Regions from separate parts of the Homo sapiens genome. Here region 2 is linked to region 1. The links are chromatin loops, found by intact Hi-C in ENCODE. Cell type or tissue: PC-9. All regions are shown on one strand. Each heading gives the region's core, and the rest is flanking DNA. Links, peaks and the distances in the headings are about the cores only.

Region 1 (14,397 bases), core at 1,332-9,331:
TGCCTCCACCCCTGCACTCTGCTGTGGGCAGAGTGTGACCAGGCCTGGGGGGTGCGGGGGACAGAGACTGGGCTCCTGAGGAGTGGGGGTGGGATATGAACCCCCCCCAGTCACCATCCTGCCGGTCGCAGAGCACTGCGTCCGTGTGATGAACCCCCACCCCAGTCACCGTCCTGTCGGTTGCAGAGCACTGCGTCCGTGTGATGAACCACCCCCAGTCACCCTCCTGCCGGTCGCAGAGCATTGTGTTCGTGTGGAGGACACGCGAGGACTCTTGGAAGTGCTTTTTGGCGGGGTAGTGCAGTGTGTTCCGGGCGGACGGGCGTCAGTTTACGTGTGCGTTTCTCATCCTTGCAGGTACCTGGCCCCGGGCACTCAGGTGGCAGGGACATTTTGCTGTTATCCTTCGTGGGGGTGGACGTGGAAGGCCCAGCAGTGACCGCTGTCCCCGGTTGGCCCCCACCCTGCCAGCACCTGACATGCACACCCCAACCTGCATGAGGCCCAGGTGCCCACCTGGCTTCCAGGGGTCACCTTGGCCCGGTTCACTGGGATCCAAGGCTCTCACTCCTTCTGGGAGGGCCCCTCCCATGGTACTCTCAGGAGACGCCTGCTTTGTGGGTGGGCTTTCTGATCTGCCCCCTACCTGCTACCAGGCTCTGAGGAAGGCCACACTGTCCCCAACACCACTGGTGTGCAGATGGCTGTGGGTGGTGACACGGGCAGGCCAGGCTCTGGCACAGGCACTTGATACTGCATTTCCCAAGTAGGACAGATAAACAACGCTAAGGCCAAGCAGACGCCCCAGGGAGGAACCTGGTTTTAATGGGCCCTGTGCTCAGGGAGGCCTTCAGTCAGCAGGGTCGCCTCAGCAGCATTTGGGAGCCTGCCCTGCAGCTCCCTGCCTCCACCCTGCACGCTGTGCCCACACCCCCCCACAACACGTAGGTGAAAGCACAGGCACCATGCGGAGGCCCCGAGCACCCCTTAGTGGGGCGGGGTGGGGGGAGGAAGTCAGTCCATAATGTTGTAGTTACGGATCTTGGGGGGCCTCTGGCAGCCTTTAGCTTTTGCAGGATGAGACCGGGAGGCTCCTGTGGTCTTGGCCTTTGCCTGGGCTGCTGTCTTCATCCCTGGGGTGGCAATGCCTGCCTGCATCTTGACGGGCCTCCTGTCGGCTGCTGGAGGAGCTGGGAGCTCTGTCAGGTAAAGAGGAAAAAACAGCATGCATCAGGATGGCAGGGGGAGCAGGAGGCTGTGCTCACAGGCACTGCACAGGTGCAGCACTTCCGTGTTCCCGGCCAGCGGGGGCCCTGTGACCCTTGGCCTGGCTTTCCTCCAGGAGTCCGTGAAGGCCAAAGGATCCTGGAGTGACCAGAGAGCTGTGGCCTCGCCTTGCTCAGTGGGTCCTGCTTGGCAGGGACTGGGCCTGCCCCTCCACTGGGCACCTGGACATGTGGCTCTGAAAATGGTCCTGTTGTGACCATTTCGTAATGGGTCCCAGGAGGGGGCAGGGGTGCTGTGTGGTAATGGGTCCCAGGAGGGGGCAGGGGTGCTGGGGTAAATGGTTGACTCAAAGCTCCTCCCCCCAGGCTGCCCCGGGTGTCCCTACCATCTGAGACACATTGCCTGCCCCCGCCTCCCCGATGGGCCAGCAGTGCCAGGCTTTTGAGGCCAAAGGAAAGGCCGTGCTGGTGGGCACCACGTGGCCAGGCACAGGCCAAGGGCCCAGGAGTGCGCTACACACAGAGGCTGGGGCCTAAATGCCAGATAGCCCTTCCTAAACATCGGCTAAAACCATCTTCGCAGAGGGGTGTTGTAGGTGATCTTCTTTATCTGGCCAGTTTTTCTCTATTTTTCATTTTTTCAATTAAGAATGTGGGGGTTTTTTTTGGTAAAACAACAGCAAAATGTTACTAAAAATCCATGCAAGGGCTGGGCTTGGTGGCTCACGTCTGTAATCCCAGCACTTTGGGAGGCCGAGGTGGGTGGATCACCTCATGTCAGGAGTTCAAGACTAGCCTGGCCAACAATGGTGAAACGCCGTCTCTACTAAAAATACAAAAAATTAGCCGGGCACGGTGGCGGGCACCTGTAATCCCAGCTACTTAGGAGGCTGAGGCAGCGGAGTCGCTTGAACCCGGGAGGCAGAGGTTGCAGTGAGCCGAGATTGCGCCACTGCACTCCAGCCTGGGCGGACAAGGGCAAACTCTATCTCAAAAAAAAAAAAAACAAAAAAAACCCCACAGTAAGATGTGAGCTCAGCGTCCACTGCGTGGCCACACTGTGGCTGGGGTGAGGTCTAGAGGACTCCAGCACGTGGCTGAATGTGGCCCAGTGGGCAGTCTGGACAGGCTGACCCAGGCAGGTCAGCGGGCGGCCAACGCCTCCTGCTGGAGCCCAGCCTGTGTGGTCTGCGTGCAGCCTGGGTGACTGGGAAGCGTCTGTGCTTTGGGGACACCGGCAATGACGCACTCTCAGCTGGGCTGCGCAGTGCCCATGGGGGCAGCCACACACTCCCAGCCCTGGCCCTGGGCCCCTCTTCCCATCTCAGCTTCTTCCACTCCGATCCACTCTTGGGGTCTCAAGACACCCGGAACCAGTCTTCCTTTTCCTGCAGCCCCGTTGGGGTCACACAGTCCCTGGCCCCCTGCTGGGGTCCTGGGGGGCCCTGGACGCTGCCTGCTCCCTTTGTTTCCAACCCCCAGAGGAATTCCTCCTCTTCACACAAAGGCTACCACCCTTTATCTCTCAACAATAAGCCTGCCTGACCTCCTGGTCCCGGCCAACGCCCCCATCCCCACTCCCTCCCCCCACCCCCCACACTGGCTGGCAGAGGGTGGGGTATCCCGTGGAAAGGGCTTCCTGCGGGGAAGCTGGTCCTCTGACCAGGCCCTAGTGCTCCACTGTGACCCTGAGGCATCTCCTCAAACCCAGAGGCCTTGGTTGTCCCTCTGTAATGCTCAGGGATTCTGGGGGCTTTGCCCGGCTTGATCCTCCTCAGACAAAGCCTGTGGGGATTTTCAGAAAAAGTGAGCTGAGGGAGGGGGGTGAAGGGCCTGCCCCTTTGCCTGGGAGGCCTGAGCTGGCCCTGCTGGGAGGACCCTGGCTGTATCCCGGGGCGAAGCAGGGAGGTGTGAGTGGGTCACAGTCCCCGGGGCAGGGAGGGGCAGGGAGGGGCAGGGAGGGTGAGCTGGCCCCCTCCCCAGGGCAGGCCGGCCCCTAGCTCAGAATATCCACTTTACAGGCTCTGGTTTCTTCACTGGTCCTTTTCCTGCGGAGCCCTCCTCAGTGATGGTGGCAGGGAACTGGCCATGAGCCCAGGACCCCAGGGCAGCGGACAGCCCCAGCCCAGCCAGTCCTAGGTCAGAGGCACGGAGCTGGATGTGTCAAGGCGGCTGCCCCAGGCGTGACTCCCTGTGACCCCGGATTCTTCTACCTGATGCTAATCTGAGGTCAACCCAGTAACTGGTGTGTAAAAACGCTCTTGGCCTCCACCACTCTCTGCCCCGCCTTCTCGCCTGACCTGTTTTGCCGAGCCTGGCCGGGATTTCTCTTTCTGCGTTGGGCTGACTGGGCCGCAGGGAAACCATGTGGACACACAGTTTGCCGGGCACAGCGTGAGGAACGCGCCTCTTGGGTCCTGCACCCCTCCCCCACGGGCTGCTTGTGCTCTGGCCCCGAACTGAGCTTCTGGAAAGTTCCTGAAACATCCAAGGCCTTGCAGTGATTAACCAGGGGAGGGGGACTGGGGCCTGCTTGCCCCTCCCAGGCTTAACCCCTCCCAGGTCCTGGTGTGTGCTGAGGCAGGGCCACCCAGGCTGGGCTCCGTCCCCTCAGGCGGCTGCACCATACTTGGAGGGTTTTTTAAATTTTTATTTTTATTTTTGAGACGGAGTCTCACTCTGTCGCCCAGGCTGGAGTGCAGTGGCGTGATCTCAGCTCACTGCAAGCTCCGCCTCCCGGGTTCACGCCATTCTCCTGCCTCAGCCTCCCGAGTAGATGGGACTACAGGCGCCCGCCACCACGCCCCGCTAAGTTTTTTGTATTTTTAATAGAGACGGGGTTTCACCATGTTAACCAGGATGGTCTCGATCTCCTGACCTCGTGATCCACCCACCTCGGCCTCCCAAAGTGCTGGGATTACAGGTGTGGGCCACCAAGCCCGGCTTGGAGGTTTGAAGCTGGTGGAATCTCAGGGAGGACATAGCCTGTCCTATTGCAGGGAAGGTGCGGCCCTCACTCCCGTCTCAGCCTGGGGGCATGAGAACTCTGAGCACAAAGAGGACGGAGCTGGTCCCCAGCTTTCTGGCCACCCTGTGAGTTTCTTCTCCTGCACCTGAGCCTCAGCTCAGCTCTTGACCAAGTTGGCCTCTGGTGGCTCATTCTCCAGGCTGCTCCGGGCTCTCTGGGTGCCCCTGGGCACACCTACGTGGCTTCCTAGGGCTTTGGGAAGGGCCAGACGGTGAGCCCACGCCTTCCCTGGTTCTCCAGAGCCTGCCTTGGGGCTGGGGAGGGCCTGGCCCTGATGGCAGCTCAGGCCTCAAGTCCATTCTGTGGCACAGAGGCCCTTCCGTCTCCCTGTGGCCTCCGCTGCTCTGTGTGGTTCACCCCTGCTGTGTCAAGGGCCCTTGTTCTGCTGAACCCCCTCTGGCTGCCACAGGGGTCCTCACGCACCCAAGATCAACCCTTCTCAAATGCATCTAGTTATTTCCAAGTCTCTTGGGAACAAGGCTTTTCCCACCACTGTCAGCACGGCACCCAGGCCTTTAGTGCAGACGGTGACAGTGAATGTGACTTGACTCCCCCCACCCCGAATCTCCAGAAGCTGCGTGCACCTTTCCAGGGTCCCCACGCCTGGGAGGCTCACAGGCCACGCCCACCCGTGTCTCCCCAGCCTGCGTCAACCCTCACCTGCTAAAGTCTCCTAATGGACACCCCCACCCCTGAGCTCCTGGAGCTCAGCCCTGGGGGGTCACCGTGGCCCCGGGGCTGCCTTTGTGGGACTGAGTGTGACAACAGGAGAGCAATGGGGTACAGGGGGAGGGAGGCCCACGTGATCTGGTTCCCACGGTCCCTCCACAGGGGGACACTCCGGGCCTGCTATGTCCAGCTGCCTTCCCCACCTCACTGGCACATGGAGCCTGGAGCCCCCACTGGGCAGATGCACAAGAGGGGAGGGTACTGGACATTGCATGCTCCAGGGCTCTGGGCAGTCCTGCCACCCATCACTCAGCCTGGTGAGGCAGGGCCAGCAGGAAACCCCAGATCCTTCAGGCCCCGCCTGCTGGCCTTTGGAGCAGAGGAGAGGTGGGCCCTCGGGGGCCTGGGCGCCGACCACAGGCTGACCCCTTGTTTCATGCCAGCACCTCCTCTGGGCGCCTGTGGCTACTCCCCCAACGGCACTGGCAGGTCCCCTGCTGCTGCTGAGCCTGCCCAGGCCTGTCTGCTACAGCCTGTCAGTGTTGCCCAATGTGGGCCCCATCCCAGCCCTTGAGAGGAGTCACCTAGTAGTGGGGTGCAAGCTGGAGCCCCAAGGAAGGGAATTCAAGGGAAACACATCGTGGGCATAAGGCTTTGAGAGACGTGGGTCTGTCCCTACCGGAGGCTGCATCACGGAAGGCGGGCACACAGGCCTCACTTGGGCGAGAAGAGACCCAGAGACGCATGGCCTTCCTCCTGGGCCGGCTCCCGACCAGAGCCCATCTGAGCTCAGCCCACAGGAAGGGGAGGTGCCAAGAACCCCAAGCACAGGTGGCTGCAGGCTGGTGGGTGCCGAGGAGGCCACTAGGAGGCTGAGACGGTGAGAGCCAGGGCCAGGCAGTGGCCTGAGAGCTGGACAGCCTCTGGGTATCTCCACACCCCACCCTTCTCCTGCCTTTCAGAAGAGTAAACGCAGGAGAACGCCCTGAGGCCCCGGAAGGAAAGTGACAGGCAGCGGCTGAGCTGGGGCGACAGGAAGTGGCAGCTGTCTCCGCTGTTTCGGAGGCATGGGAACTGTTTCCTGGTCCTAAAGTGAGGAATGCTGGCCTCATGCCCCTTGGGCCAGGACTCTGCACTGAGTGCTGAGTGCCTGGGCTGGTGTTTAGACGACTCGTGGTCTCTGTTGGCACTGTCTGGGGACAGCAAAAAGCAGCAGGGGCCAGTGTGCAGGGGAGATTCTGGGTAAAATTCATGAAAAGGGAACTTTCAAAAGGGGCCCATGGGGCCTTCCCAGGTCTGCCAGGCCAGCTTACAGCTCCAGGTGGGCACCCTAGCATCTCAGGGCCATAGACCAGCAGGTCACCGCCATGTCCCCGGGGAACAGCACTGCCTGCCACTCACTTTGCCTGAGACCCGTGTCTCAGGGCTGCTCCCTGCATGTCTTGGCAGGAGGGCGGACAGCTGGGAAGGAGGCCACACGCTCCTCCAGGGAGCCTGGCTCTGCAGGAGCTACGCCAGCCACACACTTATCAGCTGCCCGACCTGCTCAGGACACTGAGGGCCACATGCCTGGCCAAAGGCCTCTCCCCACTCCCTCTTCTCCCCTGGAGACCAGGCCCCTGGAGTTGCTCTCCAGAGATCTGGGCAATGACCCTCTGGATCCCAGGGTTTTTGGTTCCCCTGGGAAAAGAGGCAAAGGCCCACACACCTGCAGCAGGTTGGGGGTGGGGGGATGCATGGCACAGTGGCTTGGCACCCGGGTGGGGCACAGATGCCGCGGGAGTGGGGAGTGGGGAGTGGCTGCCTCGAACCCTGCTGTGTGGCTTGTCACCCTCCATGGCGTCTCTGCGCCTCCGTTTGACTCCAGCTGCACGGCACACGGGGCGAGGTTAGCATCAGGGGCCAAAGCGGACCCCCGCCAGAAAGGAGGAAGAGGCCCCCAGGTAGGTGCGTGCTTCTGGACCTGGCGCTCGGCACACTGTGAGGATGGGCGGATGGAGTTGGTCTGCAGGTTCCAGAATGAATGGGGCCCTGTTGTGACAGGAGAAGGAGGGCAGCCTGGGTTGAAGAAACACCCCCTGCTGTCCAACAGCTGCACTGCCCGCTCCCCTGGCAACACCTGCCACGTGGACTGGAGAAGACACATTAGCCCTTGGGCTGGAAGTCGTGGACCGGCGTCCACCTGAGATGGGACTCTGGGAGGGAACAGCCGCCGGCCCTCCTGCCTCAGCTGCTCTCAGCATCCTACAGTGCCATCGGGTGCTCTCAGGACAGATGCCTACAGAACAGGCTTTTCTAAAGAAAGGGGGTGGGCTCCAGGGCCCAGAGTCACGGCACGGACGAGGGGGCTTTGGATCACTCTGCACACACCTCAGGATGGAAGTCCTGGTCAGCAAATGCATGAGCATTTCTGGTGGACCCACCTGCTCCTGGGGCAGGCTGGTCTCTATCCCCATTCCCAATCCCACGTGCCTCCTTGCCTCTGTCCACGTGATGTTGGAGCAGCAAGCCTTCTCCAAGCTCAGAGTCAGAGGCCACAGGCCACTGTCCCCTTGGCCAGGCCGCAGTCCTTGACTCTGGAGCACTCGGAGAGCAAGTGGCAGAGACGAGTGACCTGCGGCCGCTCTGGCGCTCTGCCTCCTAGTGAGATGAGTGTCATGGCTTGCCCGGGTCCTGGAGTTGTGCTGAGAGAGCACCTGACCTGTGATCCCACCCCTGAAAACGGGCTCCTCTGTGGACAGCCGGGCTGTTCTTGCTCCTCGAAGGAGTCCCCCAGCCCCTCAGGAAAGAGGTTCGGCCCTGGTCACAGACTGGGCATAAAATCTGCATATTTATAGCAGGGTCCGCCGAAAGCCTAAAACAACAGTGAGTTTCAGGGCAGGATCTCTCTTGCTTGTGTTGCATTGGTGTCATGTTATCGCTGGCTCTGAGTTTTAAAGGGAAATACACAGGGTAGTGCATGTGACGGTGTCCAAGACGCACAGCAGATTTTCATTCACAAAAAAATCTGACCACAAGAGCTAAACGGAAATACCTTCCGCTGTCCTTCCCAAGTCACAGAGCAAACACCTCAGTTCCCAGGGGTCCGCATCAGTTCTGGTGGAGGCGGTGACTGTGAGCGTGACCAGCTGGGCTAATTCGTCCTGACATTTAGTTGGGACAGCTATAGTTTCCTACCTCTATGACCAGAGAGTGAAGCGTTTCACTGAAGAACTGTGGCCGGCGTCTCCAGGAAAGGAAGGAGCCTCGCTTTCTCCAGGGCAGGGGCAGCGTGGGGCGGGGCAGGCCGGGTGTGTCTGTGGGGAGTGGGCGCGTGCTCACACTCTTTAAGCTGCGACTGCTTCCTTTAGGACAGAATGAAGTTCTTCGAGGAGGCCGATGAAGACAGAATATGGATAAGGCCAAACCTACACAAAATCCTTCTACATCTTCATATCAAAACATGTTAAACATAAACCTCCAAATACCTACAGGGATACAAGCACAGGGCTTCCTAAACAGGCGGGATATGCAGCCTCGTTCTATCCCAGGCCCACACAGAAAGTGTTGGGGGAGTCACTGAAGGAAGGAGGAGAAAGAGCTCAGAAGAAGCCATAAGAGAGCAAGACATGGACAGGAAACCAAGTGGCCCCAGCGCCCCGCAGGAGAGCTCAGACTCCAGGGCTGGGGTGGCGCAGAGCGGGGCGTGTGGAGCGCATGCCTGCGAGGGGCCTACGAGGCGGCTGCGAGGCATAAGGTTCTGTGAGCCCGGTGTGAGCTGGCAGATGTTACCACAGGACAAAATTAGAATGTGTAACTTGTAAAACAGCAGAGAAAAACTTGATTTCTCCCATGTAAAACAAGAATGTAGGAAAATGAAACAAATGGAAAATAAATAATATGGAGATTAAGTTCCAGTAGACAATAGTTCAATGGATATTTATAGATGAGTAAACTGACTAATGAAAAAGAATTCTTAGATTGAACTTTTTAAAAATAAAGATCCGGCCAGGCGCGGTGGCTCACACCTGTGATCCCAGCACTTTGGGAGGCTGAGGCAGGTGGATCACGAGGTCAGGAGATAGAGACCATCCTGGCTAACAAGGTGAAACTCCGTCTCTACTAAAAATACAAAAAATTAGCCGGGCGTGGTGGCGGGCACCTGTAGTCCCACTTACTCGGGAGGCTGAGGCAGGAGAATGGTGTGAACCTGGGAGGCGGAGCTTGCAGTGAGCTGAGATCGCGCCACCGCACTCCAGCCTGGGCGACAGAGTGAGACTCTGTCTCAAAAAAATAAAAAATGAAAAAAACAAAAGATCCAACAATAAAAGATCCAGTTAAAAAGACAGAAAAAGTAAAAATTAAAAAATAAAATAGAATTAGGCAGAAAACGTCATAAGAGGCAAAGAAGTCTGTTTTTTTTTTTTTTGAGACAGAGTCTCACTCTGTCACCCAGGCTGGAGTGCAATGGTGTGATCTCAGCTCACTGCAATGTCCACCTCCCGGGTTCAAGCAATTCTACTGCCTCAGCCTCCCGAGTAGCAGGGATTACAGGTGCCTGCCACCACGGCCAGATAATTTTTGTATTTTTTGTAGAGATGGGATTTCACCATGTTGGCCAGGCTGGTCTTGAACTCCTGACCTCAAGTGATCCACCCTCCTCGGCCTCCAAAATGCTGAGATTACAGGCGTGAGCTGCCATACCTGGCCAGAACTCTGTATTTTAAAAGGTAAGACTTCAGATGCAGAAAAAAGAAAAAAATAAATAAAAAGGTACAACTTCAAAACATGTCAAGTACTGACGGACAGAGCTGCAGGAAAGAGGTAACTGAGAGTAGATGAAGCTGTTAACTCACCCATGTTCCTCAAAAACAAACAAACCCATGTCCTCCTGGCAAAAACTCATTCATCAACGGGGACTGGTTGGCTTGAGTCATGAGGCACAGGAGGTCTAACCTTACAGGTAGATGATTCACTTTCTCTTTCGGCAAACAGACCATGCCTAGAATCTCATCATACCAGGCCACAGAGCAAGTCTCAATTCATTTCAAATGTAACACAATAAAATTTGAAACCAACATCAAAACCTCTCATCCTGCTTCTGCTTCAAAATTGTAAAACCTACTACTGAATAATTTTTGGTTATAGAGAAAATCATAAAATGAATTATTTATGCCGGGCACGGTGGCTCGCGCCTGTAATCCCAGTACTTTGGGAGGCCGAGGCGGGCGGATCACCTGAGGTCAGGAGTTGGAGACCAGCCTGACCAACATGGAGAAACCCTGTTTCTATTAATAATACAAACATTATCTGGGCATGGTGGCACATGCCTGTAATCCCAGCTACTCGGGAGGCTGAGGCAGGAGAATCGCTTGAACCCTGGAGGTGGAGGTTGCGGTGAGCCAAAGAAAAAAAAAAAGAAAAGAAAAAAGAGCATATGTGCAGGAGTAGAAATAGACAGAAGACAGCCTCATCATCTCCTCAGCACAAAAACAGAATCAAAGACAGACTTTGTTTGTTTGTTTTTTGTTTTTGTTTTGTTTTGGGACGGAGTCTTGCTCTGTTGCCCAGGCTGGAGTGCAGTGGCGCGATCTCGGCTCACTGCAAGCTCTGCCTCCTGGGTTCACGCCATTCTCCTGCCTCAGCCTCCCGAGTAGCTGGGACTACAGGTGCCCGCCACCATGCCCAAGCTAATTTTTTTTGTATTTTTTTTAGTAGAGACGGGGTTTCACTGTGTTAGCCAGGATGGTCTCGATCTCCTGACCCTCGTGATCCACCCACCTTGGCCTCTCAAAGTGCCTAGGGCCCTTTTTTTTTTTTTTTTTTTGAGAGGCTGTCTTGCTCTGTCGCTCAGGTTGGAGCGCAGTGGCGTGATCGTGGCTCACTGCAGCTTCAACCTCCCGGGCTCAAACGATACTCCTGCCCCAGCCTCCCAAGCAGCTGGGACCACAGACATGTGCCACCACATCCAGTCTTCTTATCTTTTAAAGCATGTTGGGCCTTGTTTTGAAATAAAGTTAGGTTATATGTTTTCTTGTTTTTTGTTTTTGTTTTTTGAGACAGAGTCTGCTCTTTCACCCAGGCTGGAGTGCAGTGGTGCGATCTCGGCTCACTGCAACCTCTAGCTCCAAGGTTCAAGTGATTCTCGTGCCTCAGCCTCCCAAGTAGTTGAAATTACAGGCACCTGCCACCATGCCCAGCTAATTTTTGTATTTTCAGTAGAGACGGGGTTTTACCAAGTTGGCCAGGCTGGTTGTGAACTCCTGACCTCAAGTGATCCATCTACCTTGGCCTGCCAAAGTGCTGGGATTACAGGCGTGAGCCATGGTGCTCGCCTTCTTGTCTTTTAAAGAGTGTTGGGCCTTGTTTTGGGTGAAAGTTGGGTTATGTGGTGTTTTTTCTTTTGTTTTGTTTTGTTTTTTGAGACAGGAGTCTGCTCTGTCACTCAGGCTAGAGTGCAGTGGCGCGATCTCGGCTCACTGCAACCTCTGCTTCCCAGGTTCAAGTGATTCTCATGCCTCAGCCTCCTGAGTAGTTGGGATTACAGGCATGCACCACCACACCTGACTAATTTTTGTATTTTTAGTAGAGACGGGGTTTTACCAAGTTGACCAGGCTGGTTGTGAACTCCTGGCCTCAGGTGATCTGCCCACCTCGGCTTCCCAAAGTTCTGGGATTACAGGCGTGAGCCGCCATGCCAGGCCTTGGATTTCTGTAGCTGCAGTTTCTCAGGCAGGTTCTAGACGAGCCTTCACTGCAGACAGCATCAGCCCTGTTCCCACGGTGTGGCTCCTCCTGAGTCTCCACTGAATGTCCACAGTGATCACTGGGGACCCATCCCCCTGGCTGGAGCTTCAGTATGTCATGACCGTGTGCGAGGTCTGGAAGTTGTTCACCTTACATGCTCCTTTCTCCTCTTTGCCTGGCTTTGTGGAGTTTTCTTCTATACATGTACAGGCTGGTCCTCAGTACAGACTCAAGAGAACCCTGTGCAGATTTCTGGAGCTCTTTTCTGCAGTTTCCTCCTTGCGGGATTCTGCCCTGAAATGCCGGCTCCTTCTGTGTCCCCAGACCCTAGTGCAGTCTCAGCTCCGTAAGGGTGCTCAGCTTTGCTCAGGCCCTGCTTCCCTCCCTGTGCCGGCAGCCCAGAAACGGCCTTCAGGCAGAAGGCCAGGGCCCCAGGGTTCACCTTGCCTGTCTCCCTTCCAACAAGGGTGGCGGTCTTGTCCGGGATCTCGGACTCGTCCAGGGTCTCGGTCTTGTTGGGGATCTCGGTCTTGTTTGACCAGTTGTCCAATGTCTGCAAACAGTTGTTTCATATACTTTGTCCAGTTTTCTAGTTGTTCATGGAGGAACATTAAAGTCTGGTCCTTGTAACTACGGCCTGGCCAGAAGCAGAAGTGAGTGCCAGCCGTTGTGTGGGCATAGAATAAATATTATCAGAAAGTAAGCCGATTTGGTTATTTCTTAATGTATTTACTTTGTTCTAAAAGTTATTTCAACACAAGTTACTTTCCTAAGTGGCAGTCATGGTTTCGTCACTACAATTTCAAGAAAAGAGCTAACAGACATCTACTTGACCATCTGTTTCTCAGAAAGTTCCAAGACTGCCCTGTCCTTTCAGAAGCCACAGGTCATGATAATCAGTGAAGGCGGGGGGCTGGGGTTGTCCGTGCCATTCAGGGCACCCCAGTGCTCCCTTCTTGGCCAGAGCACTGGTTCTTGGATTCCTGTAGCTTCAGTGACAAGGTGCTGTGGGGCTGTGCATCCAGCCTCATAAAATGTCACCAGCGTGACCTGCTCTCTCAGTCACAGCTTGTCCTGAGAGCAGCAATGGGACTAGAACGACAGGAGCAGGTAGTGAGAAACAAGAGAGCAGGGTCCTCTCCTTCCTGGACAGCAGGACTGTCCTGATCCCACTGCAAGGCTGCTGTGATGGTGACCAGTGAGGCCCGCGCTGCATGTTTTTGCACACTGAGGAGCTGCCTCCATTCATTCCCCCTCGCATTCCTGGAGCCCACGTGCTCCTTACCAAGCTCGCCTCCTGGTTCATGTTTGGGTGAAGGGCTCCACTCCACGCCAGGCTGGGCGTGGGGCCCACACCTGTCATCTCAGCACTTTGGGAGGCCAAGGCGGCAGGACTGCTTGAGCCCAGGAGTTCGAGACCAGCCTGGGTGACATAGTGAGACCCCATTTCTACAAAAAAATAAAATAACATGTAAAAAGATTAGCCAGCTATGGTGATGTGCACCTGTAGTCTCAGCTACTCAGGAGACAAAGGCAGGAGGATCACTTGAGCCTGGAAAGTTGAGGCCACAGTGAACCAAGATTGTGCCACTGCACTCTGGCCTGGGCAACAGAGCGAGAATAAAGTAAATAAATAAGAGCCCCAAGGCCCCCTTGCCTGCCCTGCAGCTTGGTCTTGCAGCTATGTTGGGCTGTCCATCTCACCTTGGCCATCAGGAGCCTGACGTGCACCTTCTAGTGCAGGTTACCTGGGCCCTGAGGGGGTTCCCTCGTCAGTACACAGAGTGACGCCACAGATGGAAGAGTGGACTGTAACGTTCCCTGCGCGTTTACAGAGGAGGTACAGACTGTTCTTCACTGTCCCCGTTTCTTAACATGTCACAGCCGGCTCCTCACCCATCCATGGCGGGGCCATCCCGACCTGCTCTCCTGAACGAAATGAACGAAAGCCCTGGGTGTCATAAGAAGCACAAAAGTGCCTGCGGAGGTGGGGGCCAGAGGCAGCATGGGGACTTCTGGCTGGGTGAGGGGGGAGGGACGGGGGCGTGAGGATGAGCTGGTGCTGAGGCCAAATGCTCAGGGCATGTTTTTATGTCTTGGGAGCCCAGCTGGTCCTGCAGAGGCCAATCACACTGAAATGCCACTCTGGCGTTCTACCATCCTTTCAGGAAAGGCCCAGAACAGTCTCAGCTCAAAAGCACAGGACCCCAGGCAGGGGAGGGAGGGAGTGTGTCCTCGGCGCCCACTGGCTCCTGAATGCAGAGGCTGGCAGCCCCTGCAGGGCCACAGTGACTAGGTGGAGGGCGGCTGGAGCTCGGCTGTCACGATCCCGTGCTCTGTCTTCTCAGTGGCGAGGTGTGGGAGTGGAGACACGCTCACCCACAGCCACTCCACCCCCAGGCGTGGTCCCACTGGAGCCCACCAAACCTCTAAAATTGTAAACATGACTCTTAGCTGGAGGGCCACCTGTGGGGCAGGAGTGTGCCATGATTTGGCCCATACTTTGTTTGGATTTACTTAGTTGCCAATATTTTGAAAAGGAAACACTTTATATATAAAAAGAACAGGATTTCCAGCCTCTCTCAGAAAAATGGGAAGACAGGCTTGTTGGCCCCACACTGCCATGGAGGGCGGCCCTGGGGTGGCACTGACATGGCCTCAGAAGACCAAGCCCGCCCGCAGGGACACCACTGCCCCCACTCCACGAGGCTGGCAGTCACCCTGTGCATGGGCACCTAGTACCTTCTC
Region 2 (14,397 bases), core at 4,142-12,141, 120 kb after region 1:
AAAATACAAAAATTAGCTGGGCGTGATGGTGCACGCCTGTAATCCAGCTACTCGGGAGGCTGAGGCAGGAGAATCACTCGAACCAGGGAGGCGGAGGTTGCAATGAGCCGAGATCAAGCTACCGCACTCCAGCCTGGGGGACAAGAGCGAGACTCCGTCTCAAAAAAAAAAAAAAAAAAAGGAATGAAGCACTGATAGACCCTCTCCCATGGACGAACATGGAAGGAAGACATGATGCTCAGTAAACACGCTGGTCACAAAGGCCACACCCTGCAGGGCTCCATTCACATGAAACATCCAGGACAGGCCAGTCCACAGACACAGACAGCAGATGGGTGGATACCGGGGAAGGGGGGGTGCTGTGGGAAGGAGGATGGGGAGCAATTACTTAATGAGTGCACGGTGTTTTTAAGGGGTGATGAAAGAGTTTTGAAACTAGACAGCTGGTGGTGGACAACAACGTGAGCACGTCCAGTGCTGCTGAGCTGCCCTCTACCGTAACCGTGTGCTACAAGAGCTCTACCTTAATTAATTAATTATTATTATTATTATTTCTGAGACGGAGTTTCGCTCTTTGTTACCCAGGCTGGAGTATAGTGTCGCGATCTCGGCTCACTGCAACCTCCGCCTCCCAGGTTCAAGCAATTTTCCTGCCTCAGTCTCCCAAGTAGTTGGGATTACCGGCATGTGCCATGACGCCTGGCTAATTTTTGTATTTTTGGTAGAGATTGGCCAGGCTGGTCACCCTATTGGCCAGGCTGGTCTTGAATTCCTGACCTCAGGTGATCTGCCCACACTGGCCTCTCAAAGTGCTGGGATTATAGGCGTGAGCCACTGCGCCTGGACTATTTATTTATTTACTTATTTATTTTTTCTTTTTGAGACAGAGTCTTGGTCTGTCACCCAGGCTGGAGTGCAGTGGTATGATCTAGGCTCACTGCAGCCTCCACCTCCTGGGTTCAAGTGATTCTCCTGCCCTCCTGCCTCAGCCTCCCGAGTAGTTGGGATTATGGGTGCATGCCACCACGTGTGGCTAATTGTTTGTATTTTTTGGTAGAAATTCGGTTTGCTGCACCCACTTTACAGAGCAAGAGACTGAGGTCCAGAGAGGTCCCCACACTTCTTTCTTTCCCCACTTGACCACATTCTTGGAATGACCGCTCAGGATCCAATGAGCATTAGTTCTGAATGTTCCAGCAGCATTGACCCTGTCTCAGTTCTGTCTCCCAGTGACAGAGCGAGAGGTCACTGAGGACATCAAGAAGACCTGGCCAGCACACGACAGCTGCTCTCATCAGACCATGCACACCTACACCCCAACACCTGTGCACAGACACCCCTACACCTGTGCAGACGCACCCCTACACCCGTGCACAGAGACACCTGTGCAGACACAACCCTACACCCGTGCAGACACACCCCCACACCCGTGCACAGACACCTGTGCAGACACACCCCTACACCCGTGCAGACACACCCCTACACCCGTGCACAGACACCTGTGCAGACACACCCCTACACCCGTGCAGACACACCCCTACACCCGTGCACAGACACCTGTGCAGACACACCCCTACACCCGTGCAGACACACCCCTACACCTGTGCAGTCACCTGTGCAGACACACCCCTACACCCGTGCAGACACACCCCTACACCTGTGCAGTCACCTGTGCAGACACACCCCTACACCTGTGCAGTCACCTGTGCAGACACACCCCTACACCCGTGCAGTCACCTGTGCAGACACACCCCTACACCCGTGCAGACACACCCCTACACCTTGCAGTCACCTGTGCAGACACACCCCTACACCCGTGCAGACACACCCCTACACCTGTGCAGTCACCTGTGCAGACACACCCCTACACCCGTGCAGTCACCTGTGCAGACACACCCCTACACCCATGCAGACACACCCCTACACCTTGCAGTCACCTGTGCAGACACACCCCTACACCCGTGCAGACACACCCCTACACCTGTGCAGTCACCTGTGCAGACACACCCCTACACCCGTGCAGTCACCTGTGCAGACACACCCCTACACCCGTGCACAGACACCTGTGCAGACACAACCCTACACCCGTGCAGACACATCCCAACATCCATGCACAGACGCACCCCAACACCTGTGCACAGACACACCCTCACGCCCGTGTACACCCCCAACCCCACATAACCGGCCCTCTCATAACCCTACACCATGCATCACACCCAAACCCCATGACCAACACCCACCACAGGCAGCAGTGTGGTGGGTCAGGCCCCACTGGGCCACGGTGCGGCTTCTCCTGCCCTTTTCACCTCTGCCCCCTACCTGGGCTGCCACTCCCTGGGAAGGACCAGCAGCCAGGTTAATATGTATTTTTCTGACTTTGGGAGGCCAGGCAGGTGAATCACAAGGTCAGGAGTTCAAGACTAGCCTGGCCAAAATGGTGAAACCCTGTCTCTACTAAAAATACAAAACATTAGCTGGGCGTAGTGGCAGGTGCCGGTAACCCCAGCTACTCAGGAGGCTGAGGCAGGAAAATCGCTTGAACTTGGGAGGCAGAGGTTGTGGTGACCCAAGAATGCACCACTACACTCCAGCCCGGTGACAGAGTGAGACTCTGTCAAAAAAAAATAATAATAATATGTATTTTTCTGTGAGCCTGGACAGGTTCTCTGGGGCGAGTGAAGGGAGGGCGCAGATTTGGGCCATGGTCCTGGTCCTGGGTCTAGGCTCTGTGTGGTGGAGGGCACCAGCCTCCCCTGGCACCGTCCTGGCTGCATCCCCCATCCAGCCTGGGCACGTCCCGCCACACGCCCCGCGTGGGTCTGGAGTCTGGGGACGGTGTGGCCACAGGTGTGGAATGACAGGCTGTGACAGTTGTGTCACCAGATCCTCTGGGCAGGGAGCTGTAAGGCAGGCAGGGTCAGGAGCTGGGCAGCCCAGGACCCCAGGGAGGCGGGGCTGTGGCTCGGCCGGAATGTCCTTCCCCGTGACTCGGCTTTCTTCCCCTGACCCGGCCAGTCCTGGCCCCAGTCCTGTCCATGGGGCGGCAACTGGTGCTGGGTGGTACGGCCAAGACTGGGTCAGGACGGGGTGGCCCTGCTGGGATCTGGAAAATGGTGTGCGGGGTTCCCAAGGACGCAGGATGTGGGCTGTGTGGCTCCCCCGACCCTGGAAGGTTCCCTGGGACCTGAGATCTGGCCCTGATAGGTCCGGGGGCCTGTTCTGCCACCCTCCCTGGGGCAGCGGCTGTGGTGACCCTTGGAGAAAAGCCTCTCCGCATTTCCTAAGTCATTTCAGGACACAGAGGTAGGGACTCTCGGGGCAGCCCATGGGGAGGAAGCAGATCCCAGCCTCCCCTTCCTGCCCGCCCCCCTCCCACAAAGGTTGCTCTTGGAAAAGGTGGGACTGCGCACCCCAGGGAGCTTAAGCCTGCCAGGGAGCAGGGTGGGAAGGACCTGGGGGCCAGGCCCCTAGGAGGACATTCCAGGGCCTGGAGGGCCCTGTAGCTGGAACTGGGAACAAAAGGAAGTTGGGGCAGCCAGGGGCAGGTGGAGGCACCTGGGTCTGGGGGAGAAGTCAAGACTGGGGGCTGTGGGGTCAGAGGGGGGCGTCCTGTGAAGCTGCTCACTGGCCAGGGATGGTGCCACCTGTCCACACCCCCACCTCCTTTCCTGCAGAAAAGGGCGGCCTGGGCCTGGGGTCTGACCCAGGGCCACTGTGGGGGAGCAAGCGTTGGAGCCAGGTGTGGGGTGGGTGCTCCCAACACCACCCAGAGTGGGGTGCAGAGATGCGGACACACGTGGCCTTTCCCACCCCTTCCCGCAGCTCCAGACCCCCAGCGGGCCAGGGGATCGCACCATGGCCAGAAGTGCCTCTCCCCTGCACCATCGCTGTCTCTGACACATCCAGGGTTGTTGAGGGAGGGGCATGACCCCCAGAAGGCATCTTACCCGAAACCAAAGTGGTATTCCGTGCCCAGGTGCCCCTGGAGCCCTGTGTCAGATGGAGCCTGGCCACCTGGGCCCTGGTGCCAGGCCTGGAATGCCCCCCGCCACCAACTGCTGGGCCTTTCTAAAAGCTGAGCACTTGGAGGTCAGGGGTACCTCATGCTACCGGAGTGCCAGAATCCTCGGAGAGGGGCCCAGGGTCTCGGAGGCTCTGGCCCCACCCCACAGCGTCCTGTTCTGTCCAGGCTCCGGGTGAGCTGTCCCAAGTGGCCTGCTTGATAGCTGCGCTGCCTGTTTCCTCTGGGTAACAACCTGGCAGGCCCCCAGCCCCAGCCCCCAGCAGCCATCACATCACTGTGACCACTCTGTGGTCTTCCAGTCCCCCCAGTCAAAGCCCACAGACTTGACCTCTCTGCTGGGAGCCAGTGCTGACTGGCCTGCCTGCTCCCCTCCCCTCTGAGGGCAGGGAGGCTCCACCCCAGCTCTGGGTGGACAGTCCTGGGGCCCACACCCAGGGGAAGCCATGCCTAAGAGGGGGCCAGGCCTGGGGGTCAGAACCAAACCACAGGTGCTCCCTGGGACCCCTGGAGGGATGACTGGGCGTCTTCCCAGCTGGGAGAAAACCTGGCCCTGGCAGGGGCGCCCCTTTGTCCTTCAGGAGGCAGGAGGGGGCAGTGAGGTCCCAGGCTCTCTGGCTCTGTCTCCCTCCCCCTGTTGCTGCTCTACGGTGGGGGTTCAGGGTTCAGGGATCAGGGCCAAGCTGTAGGCAGATGTGGAAGGTGTCTCGGTGGCTTCAGTGGGGGCCCCAAGCCCAGCTGGCAGGCCTGGTGACTCAACAATCTGGGATGGGGAGCACGGTACCCTCGCCTCCCCGGCAGGCAATACCCCATAGGGGACCCATTCCCGCAGCTGTCCACGGTGCCTCGCACCCCTCTGCTGCTCTCCCTCCTCAGAAACTGATGAATCGCCTGGTGCAGGAAGATGGGAGCACCACCTGCCCTGGGCGGGAGCACCACCTGCCCTGGGCGGGAGCACCACCTGCCCTGGGCGGGAGCACCACCTGCCCTGGGCGGGAGCACCACCTGCCCTGGGCGGGAGCAGCACGGGCCAACTAAGTAGAGTCTTCATCTGTGAAGTTGGAGGCCCCCTCACCACTTGCCACAGGCCTGTGTTCTGCTCACAGGCACGTGCCCTCATCTTGATGTTTGGGGATGGGGGTGGTTGGGCCCCAGGTAGGGGTGAGGGCCAGACCCAGCCTCTGTGAATGCCAGCGGGAGGGTGGGCTTGTAACATTACATAGAAAGAACAGGCGGCCTTACTGGACCTGATGTCCCGCAAGGCTGGGCTGCAGATGGAGAGCCAAGGCCCACACGGCCTCACTGTCAGGGGTGGCCTCCCCTTGCCCTCTGGAGGGGTCCTCCATTGATACCCCCTGCCTCCTTTGTGTGTGAAGGCACGGGCTTACCAGTGCCTCGGTCCCCGAAGCCCCCGGGTCCGGGAGGGGCCAGTTAAAGCATTCCTGTGGCCCTGGCAGGGTGGCCCTGACAACTAGACTCCTTGGTCCAGGCCAACAAAGGCCTTACTCCCTGGAGCCACCTCAAACCTCAGCACCCAAAGCGGCCCGTTATTTCCATGTTGCAAATGAGAGAAAACAGGCTGGGAGAAGCACCTCACGAGGTCCAGCGGGTGGGCAGCCCTCGCCTCCCCGAAGGTGGGAGCCGCCCCGGCCTCCGCGTCGGGTTCTGGGCCGCGAGAGGGGCGGGGCAGGGGCGCAGGGCTGGAGTCGGTGGCTTTGTAGGGCCCCGCAGGGCGCGGAGCCACCTGGGGAAACGGAAGTTCAGGGAGGGCGAGGCCGTGCCCCACATCCAGGCAGCGCAGGCCGCGGGCCGCTCCCCTAGCCAGGAAGAGCCGCCGTCCGCACCGGGACCGGAGAGGAAGCGGAGGTCTGAAGGGGGACAGGTCGGACGTGGCCTCAGAGAGGGAGGATGTGGGCCCCGGAGCTGAGCCAGGCGGCCGGAACCCCACGGGACCCGCGCGCACCTCCCCACCAAAGGGGCCCCGGCGTTGGGGGGCGAGGGGTCGCTGCCCTGGAGGACGTTGGGACCTGCCGCGCTGCGCTCCGAGGCGGGGAAACGGAGGGACGGCGGGGCGGAGGGGCGAAGCGAGCCTGGACTCCGGGGGAGGCGAGGCCGGGAAGACCCAGTCCCGAGGAGCAGAGGGGGCGGGCCAGCTCCGGGCCGGGGGCGCCGACGGGGCCGGTTCCGGTTGGGGGGGTCCCTGGGCCCGGCGGGGTTGCGGGACGCGCCGTCGGGGAGCTGCGGCCCGGGAGCCCGTCCGGAGGCGGCGCGGGGTCCGGGCGGGGCGCGCAGGGGCGGCGCCAGGCGGTGACGTGCGCGGGGGACGTGCCGCGCCAGCGACCCGAGCACTTAAAGTCGCCCCCGGCGCGGAGCGGACCGGCAGAGGCGGGCAGAGGCGGCGAGAGGCGGCGAGAGGCGGGCTGAGGCGGCCCAGCGGCGGCAGGTAGGCGCGGCCGCGATGCTCGCGCGCGGGCCGGGGCCCAGGAGCTCCCCCGTGCCGGGCAAGGGGGCGACCTCGGGGTCCGCGCTCTCACCCCCACCCCGCCCACTTTGTCCATCAGGTCCGGGGGCGCCCGGGGCATGGACTAGCCTTCTCGACCCCGAGCGGGCCCCACCGAGGGCTCCCGAGAGCCAGCCGCGCCCCTCCGCGCCCTCGCATACCTGGCTGCCCAGTCTCGTCTCCCCCGGTCCGGCCCGGCGCCCACCCGTCGGGCTGCCCTCAGGGGCTGGGCTCGGGCCAGGAGATGGCTGCGCCGGCGGCCAAGCCCGGTCCGGGTATAAATAGCTCGGTCCGCGGTGGCGGGGGGCGCGGGCTATATTTGGTGGGGCTGCTGCAGCCCTCCCTGTATGGGTGGCCTCCCCGAGGGAGTGGGGAGCACTTGCGCTCGGGCCGTGGCGCTTTCCCCTGTTCGCAACACCCTGAACACTCCCCGACCCACACCCGCCCTTGGGCAATGACTAACAGCCCGAGACCGTGCAGGGAAGTGGGGGACCCTCTCCAGAGCCAGGCTGGGCTCCCTGGGTTCGCCCTACCTCCACCCCTGGCCCCCAGCTCGTGGGAAAACCAGGCGCAGCCTTTGGTAGCCTCCCACTTCCTAACCCACGCCTCAGTTTCCCTATACGAAAAGTGGGTTGGTCAGGAGCCTCCCTGGGTGTTGGGCCAGTCAAGAGACAGGAGCCGCAGAGTGGAAGGGAAGCCCTTAGCTCTGGCCGGGGCCTCCAGGGGTGGCTGGAGTCGGTGAGGGACGATGGGGGGAGCCGAGGGGCGGCTGTCCTCCTCTCTGTCCCAGAGGCATGGGCTGAAAGGGTCCCTCTCCTGGTGATGGCCAGAGTCAGGCCTGCTGGGCGGGAAATGGCAGTTGGCCCACCCCAAGGCCCAGGGGCTTGTCCATGCTGAGCACAAGGGTGGGAGGTCTTGTGTCTGTTGGGGCCGGGGAGTCCAAGGTCCCAGCTTCACTGCACAGGCCTGGAAGTCAGGTGGGTGCTGGCCTGACCCTGCTGAAGGAGGGTCTATTCCGCCAGCGTGGTGTGGAGGCGGCTGGGCTCGACTCCCTCATGGAGGGAAGGAACTGAGGAGGTGCTAGGAGGCCGTGGGGGGGTGTCTGCCCCCAGAGAGGCTTTGAGTGCATGGGGGCTCTGCCGTGGCACGTGCAGCGTCTGTCCCCCAGGGCCCCATGGTGTGGACAGAGTCTGGGGTGGGCACCTGGAGGCCTGGTCTCAAGGCAGGCTTGGTAACGACCCCATGTGACCTTGGGCAGGGCCCGCCATCCAGGCCACCCAGAAAGCCATGTGGCCTGCACGATCAGGCCAGACCCCACTGACTGGAGCGGGGCACTTTACTTTGGAGGGGCAGCTACCAGAGGGCTCTATGGATCCCAGCCCAGCCGTCAGGCCGGACGGGTCCCCCCTACTGGCCTGCAGTGACCCTTATGCCAGGCTCGGCTGGCTCAGCGGTGGGTCCTGGGGTGACCTGGCCACGTGGGACAGAAGGGCCTGTGCCGCTCCCTCCAGTGAGGTGCCAAATGTGGGCCACACTCTGGGCCCCAGCGGGGGCCTTCCGGGCAGTGGCGCAGAGCCATTGGAGGTGCCCGGGCCCTGGGGCAGGGGCGGGGCGGGAGCAGACAGAGCTCAGGGCGTCCTCCTAGCGTCACCTGCCCGAGTCAGGCCCATCTGTGAAATGGGCCACGCCGGGCAGCCGCACGCAACGGAACCGAACCGCCGGGCTCCTGCTCCGAGACCCGCAGTTCACGAGTCGACGCCCCCGAGTCCCGAGCCGCGCCCACTGGTCCCACCTCTGCAGCAAGTGGAGTCGGCCCCGCCCTGTGGCTTCGAGGCCCCGACGCCTGGCGCGGCTCCCGGGCTCCGCTGACCCCGGTGGACCCGCGCGCCGGCAATTACGGTAGCGTCCAGTAGGGCGCCTACTGCGGGCAATACGGGGGCTCCTCCCATGGCGCGGTCACGTCCCCCACGTCCCGCGGCTGGCGGGGCGGGGCCGGGCGGAGCATCCTTCCCTCCCCCTCCCCCGGGTGGGCCCCGCCCAGCCTCGACCACCCGCGCCGACCCCCGCCCGCAGAGCCGGGAAGCCGGAACCCGCAGGCGCCCTCCAGCCGTCCCTCCGGCCCGGGCGGGGATTGCGCCGAGGAGGGGCCTCTCCTGGCGAGGGTGGAGTTTTGGGTTCCCCCCTTCGCCCCGCACCTCCCGCCTTCCTGCCTCCTCCCGGTCTTCACCTTCCCCCCCGGGTCCCCACGACGCCCGCTGGGCGGCGGTGGGGTAGGGGGCGCCTCCTGACCCGACTCCCCTTCCAGCCTTGGCCTTCAGGCACTGGCTTTAGGGTGGAGGGGCGGCCTTGCGGGGTCCAGGAGGCCTCGGAGGTGGGGGACGGCGGCTCTGGACCAGCTCCGGCCCCCACCACCTCCCGGCCCCAGGGCGGTGACAGCCTTGCGGAGAAGGGGTCTTCAAAGCTCTGAGACCCCGCAGTGCCAGCTCAGGATTGAAGCCTGCGGCGGCACATGCAGCCTTCCTTTCCCAAAGGGGACTTGCGCCCAGCCCCACTTGGGGCACCAGTGGGGGCTCCTGGCCCTGGCCCTGGGTGGGAGTGGCCAATCCGCAAATGAGGCCTGTGTGTCTGCCCCGCCGGCCCCTGCCGTCGTGATGTAAGCGGACACAGAGCGGCAGGGCACGGGCTGCGCGAGGGGTCTGCGGGGGTCAGAGGTGGGGCGCAGGGCCCAGGCCTGGGGCAGCCCCTTGCGCAGCGTCCACCCCCTGCAAGCTCGGCCCCGACACCTTTGCAGGCGCCTGGGGCGGGGCTGCCGGGAGTTGCTCACTGCTCCTTCCTTGTTTGCACAACAGGGGCTGCGGGGGAAGAAGGGAACTGAGGGAGGCCCCTCCCCCGGTGCAGCGCCCTCCCGCCCTCGGCACCCCTCGGCAGCCAGGCGCTGGCCACAGAGGCCGCTTCCTTGGTCCTCAGGCAGCTCATGGGATCCAGGAAGGAAACGAATTACCCTTTTCCTGCCCCGCCTCCTGCCTGGGCCACAAAGGCAGGGCCAAAGCCCATCCTTCAAGGGCTGGAGTCAGTTAGGTAACAGGCCACGGGCCCCGGGCTCAGGCCACTGCACGGACCCAGGGAACGGGCTGACAGTCCAGCAGAGGCCTCAGCGAGGCGGCGGCGCTGCGCACAAACCTGAGGACCTAGGCGGGTGAGGGGTCTGCAGGTCCAGACGCCTGAGGGGAAGCATGCCAGGGTGCCCAGTGCCCCCCAAGGTGGTGGGCGAGGTTTCTGGAGAGGTCCCGGAGGAGCGGGCTTGGGCAGCAGGGGTCAGGTTCAGGACCCTCTGTGCATGAGTCCAGGTTGACTCTGCAGGACGGCATTTCGAGCCACCTGGCATGGCGTTCCAGGCCTGTGACGGGGCAGTGCAGGGGTCCGAACTGGCAGGCACCCAGGTCCTGAGGACTTCATGGTCGAATCCTGGTCTAAAGCCAGGGGTCCTTGCAGAGCCCTGCGCCCTGCACCCTCGAGGGAACTGCCTGCAGGAGCCCCTGGCTTGGGAGGGCGCATGGCTGTGGGACGCAGGGTCTCCTGCAAGGGACTTTCCCACCCACCCCTGCCCCAGGCCTCCCGCTCAGCTTCCAGCAGCCTGGGGTCGTAGAGCCTTTGGGGGACCTGCTCTCCGGGCAGCCCCCACCTGGGAGATCAGCTTTCTCATCCCAGAGGCCAGGTTATTTCTGGGTGGGTTGGCATGCTTCCTGGGGGGCGGCGGGGGGGGGGTTGGTAAATGTCAGGGGAAGGCCAGCCTGTGGCGTGTGCCCACGGAGAGGCCAATGCTTGGTGGCTGTGGCGTGTGCTCCAGGCAGGACAGCCCCAGGGTTGTCCCTGGAACACCGGGCAGTCTGTACCTTGGCCCATCACGGTGCCGGGGTTATCCTGGAAGATGGGGAGTGTGGGCCATTATTTTGTGCCCCTTCCCCGTACTCTACCTCCTGTGGAATCCCTTGCCCCAAGCCATGTGGGCAGACAGCTGGCTCCAAGTCAGCCCCTGGACACCAGGCTGGAGTGGGAACTCCTGGAGCCATTTCAGCATGGCTGGCACCACAGGCTGGGTGAGGACAGACGATGGTGCCAGGTTGTGGTCTGGGGGCTTGTCCAAATGCCTCATCTTGACACAGAAGATGGCCCTCCCCACATGAGCGTCACGTGGAAGCCACAAGCACCTCAGGTCTCAGAACATGCTGTGCTCTCCTGGTCAGTGAGTCCTGGCACTGCCCCAACCCTCTGCCAGCCCTCCTTGACACTAATTCAGGGGCGCCGCGTCTCCTGAGGGTGGCCACTGTCCCCTGCCTCCCCACACGCCCTCGTCTGTCTCCTGAGGACCCTGGCGGGCTTCAAACCCTGGGTCTGCCTGCGTCTCCCACCCCCGCTGGTGCAGCCAGGGAGACTCAGAGGCCTTGGTACCTCTTTGTGTTTTGCAGGGGGAACCTGGGGTATGCAAAATGTGTCTATTCCTGTTTGTTGTATACACATTTCCTTCCTTGGCCTTGCATGGCCTGTTTATTTTTAAAAGTGCAAACTTGCAACCCCAAACAAGCTGGGGCCCTGAGGCCGTCAACCCCTCCAGTCTCCCCTGTGACCCGCAGTCTGCGTCCTGTTCCCAGTTTCATTCCTCAAGTGCATATATTTTTATTTTTTTATTTTTTTTTTGAGACAGAGTCTCGCTCTGTGGCCCAGGTTGGAGCGCAGTCGCGCGATCTCGGCTCACTGCAAGCTCTGCCTCCTGGGTTCACGCCATTCTCCTGCCTCAGCCTCCCGAGTAGCTGGGACTACAGGCGCCTGCCACTGCGCCCAGCTAATTTTTTTTATTTTTAGTAGAGACGGGGTTTCACCGTGTTAGCCAGGATGGTCTCGATCTCCTGACCTCGTGATCCGCCCGCCTTGGCCCCCCAAAGTGCTGGGATTACAGGCGTGAGCCACCGCGCCCGGCCTCAGTGCATATATTTTTAATATCTTGTAGTTACCCTGCTGTATACTGTCATCTTAGGGACCTTTTAAACAATACCAGTATGAGCGGGACCTACCCTGCTGCTCAGTGACCCCAGGCAGTGTGTCCTAAGGTGGTGTGTCCTGAGGCGTGCGACACTCTGTCCTGTCCCAGGCACTGTGGTGGGGGCATCCGGTGTCCAGGTGCAGAGGCAAAAGCTGCTCCCGGGTTTCCCAGAAATGGTTCCGAGGCCTGGGTCCCAGAGAGCCAGTGCAGGTTGGGGGGTGGACCTCTGGCTCTGTGGGGGGGTCTGTTCTGCTCCAGTGGGCCGTGTCTGCCTTGTCATCATCCAGACAGCCACAGCTGGCTCCTGGGTCCCCTCGTCAAGCAGCATTTCCCAGTAACAGTGACTTCGTGGAACACTTAGGAAGCCCTTAAAAACCATCCTCGGACCTCTGAGGCAGGGACTCCAGGGGGCACAGCACCTGTGGTGGGGACAGGCAGGCAGGCTGGATGCGGGGAGGGCCCGGGAGGAGGAGTGAGGAGCCACGCACGGAACTGCTCAGACTCTCCCAGCAAAGGTCCTGGCCCTTGTGCATGCCTTTAGTTACATGTCTGCCTTAGAGGCAAAGACGAGCCGTCACGGGGGACCCACCGGGTCAGGGGTCTGCGGACACGCTTGCAGGAGGAACCCAAGGAAAGGGGGTGGGGGTGGAGCCCCACAGATTGCGTCGTGGGTGGGCGTGGAGCTTGCACAGCAGGCCTGCTGCTGCCTCCCAGGGCGCTGGTTCACAGCACGGTCCCAGCAGGGAGAGGCTGAGCCGGTTGGACTAGACCACCCAAGGTCTCAGGTTGCAGCTCCCTGGTGAGGAGAGGACAAGGTGACTTCTGGGTGGGGTGGGGCATGAAGATGGAAGTCTGACCTCGGGTTCCAACTTGACTCAAACGAGCTGAGCTCCTGGAGTTTAGAAAGGGACACCAGCTTCAGACATCGTGGGGGCTGGCATGGTTTGCTCTCGTGGGCTGGATGGGAGCCTCCCTAGCCCCTCCTGATTTCAGGCTGCAGCCTATGGGTCACTCCAGGCACAGGTGGGGTGAGTCAAGATCTCACTGGAGGAGTCACTGAGCAAGAGGGCCGGTGGGAGGCAAGGGGGCATCCAGGGACAAGGGGCCAGCTCTGCCCCCACTTCCCCACCCCACCCACTCTAATACTGCAGCCCCTGTGCTTCCAACTGCCCCCTCCAGCCTGGGGCCCAGCCCCTCACCGCCAGAGACTGCCCGCCTCCTCTTGGGCAAGCTCCTGGTGGGCTCCACTGAAGCCAAAGTGGGCCCTTGGGGGCAGGAGAGCCAGAGCAAGGCACGCTCCACCTAGATTTAGACCGGGAGAGACCTGGAGGATGCCAACCCCAGAGGTCCTGGGGCGAGCTCAGTGCTGGGGACCGGAGGTGCCGTCTGCTGCCAGAATCATGGTGTGCGTGGTCCCTGCCCAGCACGGGTCAGCCAGAGCGAGCCAGGGCAGAAATGACGGCCAGGTCGATGTTCCTGTCGGGGGCTGCTTGTCCCAGGAGGTAATCTGAGTCCTGGCCGAGCCCAAAAAAGCCACTGCCCTTTAGAGCCAGCTGTGAGGGTGCAGGAGGCAGTGCAGAGGGAGTGGGACCCACAGCTGCTAGCCTCCCTCCAAACCCTCCTGCCTCCACCAGACACCAGGTCAGGGGGCCACAAGTGTGGGTGCCGGGCAGCTGCCCCTCAGCTGAGCTGCCGGGCCACCCAGCTCGTGTCCCTCCCCTGCCAGGCTGCAGCTGGGATGGTCACCCGGGCAGCCTGAGTCAGCCTGCTTTCTCTCTCAGGTGAGGCGGAACCAACCCTCCTGGCCATGGGAGGGGCCGTGGTGGACGAGGGCCCCACAGGCGTCAAGGCCCCTGACGGCGGCTGGGGCTGGGCCGTGCTCTTCGGCTGTTTCGTCATCACTGGCTTCTCCTACGCCTTCCCCAAGGCCGTCAGTGTCTTCTTCAAGGAGCTCATACAGGAGTTTGGGATCGGCTACAGCGACACAGCCTGGATCTCCTCCATCCTGCTGGCCATGCTCTACGGGACAGGTGAGGGTGGCCTCACACCGGGCCCCCTGTCCGGGGCTCTGCTGGCGGATCCTGCTGGGCGCGTGTAGCTGGGCTCAGCAACAGGGCCTTCCGCCTGCTCCCCAGGGAACCCTGGAGGGAAGCCCTTGGGGCCAGGATCCTGCTGGGCAGCAACATGCTCTCCACGGGGCCAACCCAGGCAGGGCGCGAAGTCCATCCTGGCCCCTGTCCAAACGGGTCGGCTGTATTTATAGACCGTCTCAGAGGACAGGCTCCTGAGAGCCGTTCCTGAAAAGGTGGCTGTTCCTGAGCTGCAGGGACCCAAGGGGCCCAGCAGGCGGCGCTCACGTGTCATCATGGCCTGCGCTCGGGGAGCCTGCCCACGGGGTGCCCCTGGTGCCCCGCGGGGGGAGGGGTGGTGTGGGAAGGGGAGGCCGGCTCCAGGCTGTGAGCTCAGTCGGCTGGCGGGGGTAGAGCTGGCTGCAGGCCCGGCCCCTCTCAGCTGCTGCCCTCTCCAGGTCCGCTCTGCAGTGTGTGCGTGAACCGCTTTGGCTGCCGGCCCGTCATGCTTGTGGGGGGTCTCTTTGCGTCGCTGGGCATGGTGGCTGCGTCCTTTTGCCGGAGCATCATCCAGGTCTACCTCACCACTGGGGTCATCACGGGTGAGTGGGGCCGGCCGGTGGGCCGCACGTGCCAGGAGGGGCAGGGGCCGTGCACTTCTGCTCCTGGGTCCAGGCCTCTGGAGGACAGCAGGGCGGGTGGCTGCGGGGTGTCCCGGCCCCACCTCGTTGTCCCCCTCTCGAGTGGGTGGGTGGCAGGGGCTCTGCAC

The links. Hi-C counts contacts between places; a loop is a spot of excess contacts. Peaks named below come from ENCODE experiments on the same cell type or tissue, not always from the same donor. Only the 100,000 strongest peaks of a DNase experiment are listed, where the experiment ranks them.
Region 2: a loop joins it to region 1, with 4 times the contacts of the local background. A loop is called at or near these places in 4 of 110 quality-filtered maps.

What each region holds. Positions count from the first base shown.
Region 1 is chr17:82,100,668-82,115,064 of GRCh38, forward strand. CCDC57 (coiled-coil domain containing 57) reads right to left here. Exons shown (of 19, transcript NM_001394669.1): 19 at 803-1,199. The coding sequence ends at 1,015. Among named protein-coding and RNA genes, the nearest start is that of FASN, 9.6 kb to the left of the region's middle. RefSeq lists enhancers at 3,196-4,109, 4,110-5,023, 5,305-5,354, 5,395-5,724, 5,955-6,344 and 2 more. In PC-9, for the core only: CTCF peaks have their summits at 5,791 (motif pointing right) and 5,991; DNase peaks (open chromatin) are centred at 1,344, 3,494 and 5,834; H3K4me3 peaks cover 1,229 bases; H3K27ac peaks cover 4,520 bases.
Region 2 is chr17:82,222,643-82,237,039 of GRCh38, forward strand. It overlaps SLC16A3 (solute carrier family 16 member 3), which reads left to right and starts at 6,400. Exons shown (of 5, transcript NM_004207.4): 1 at 6,400-6,464; 2 at 13,341-13,589; 3 at 14,087-14,230. The coding sequence starts at 13,367. MIR6787 (microRNA 6787) reads left to right here and starts at 14,026; the gene lies at 14,026-14,086. RefSeq lists silencers at 5,456-5,685, 5,776-5,855, 5,906-6,045, 6,206-6,525, 6,646-6,805 and 4 more and an enhancer at 13,603-13,792. In PC-9, for the core only: a CTCF peak has its summit at 8,426; DNase peaks (open chromatin) are centred at 6,389, 8,383 and 9,459; H3K4me3 peaks cover 4,825 bases; H3K27ac peaks cover 1,929 bases.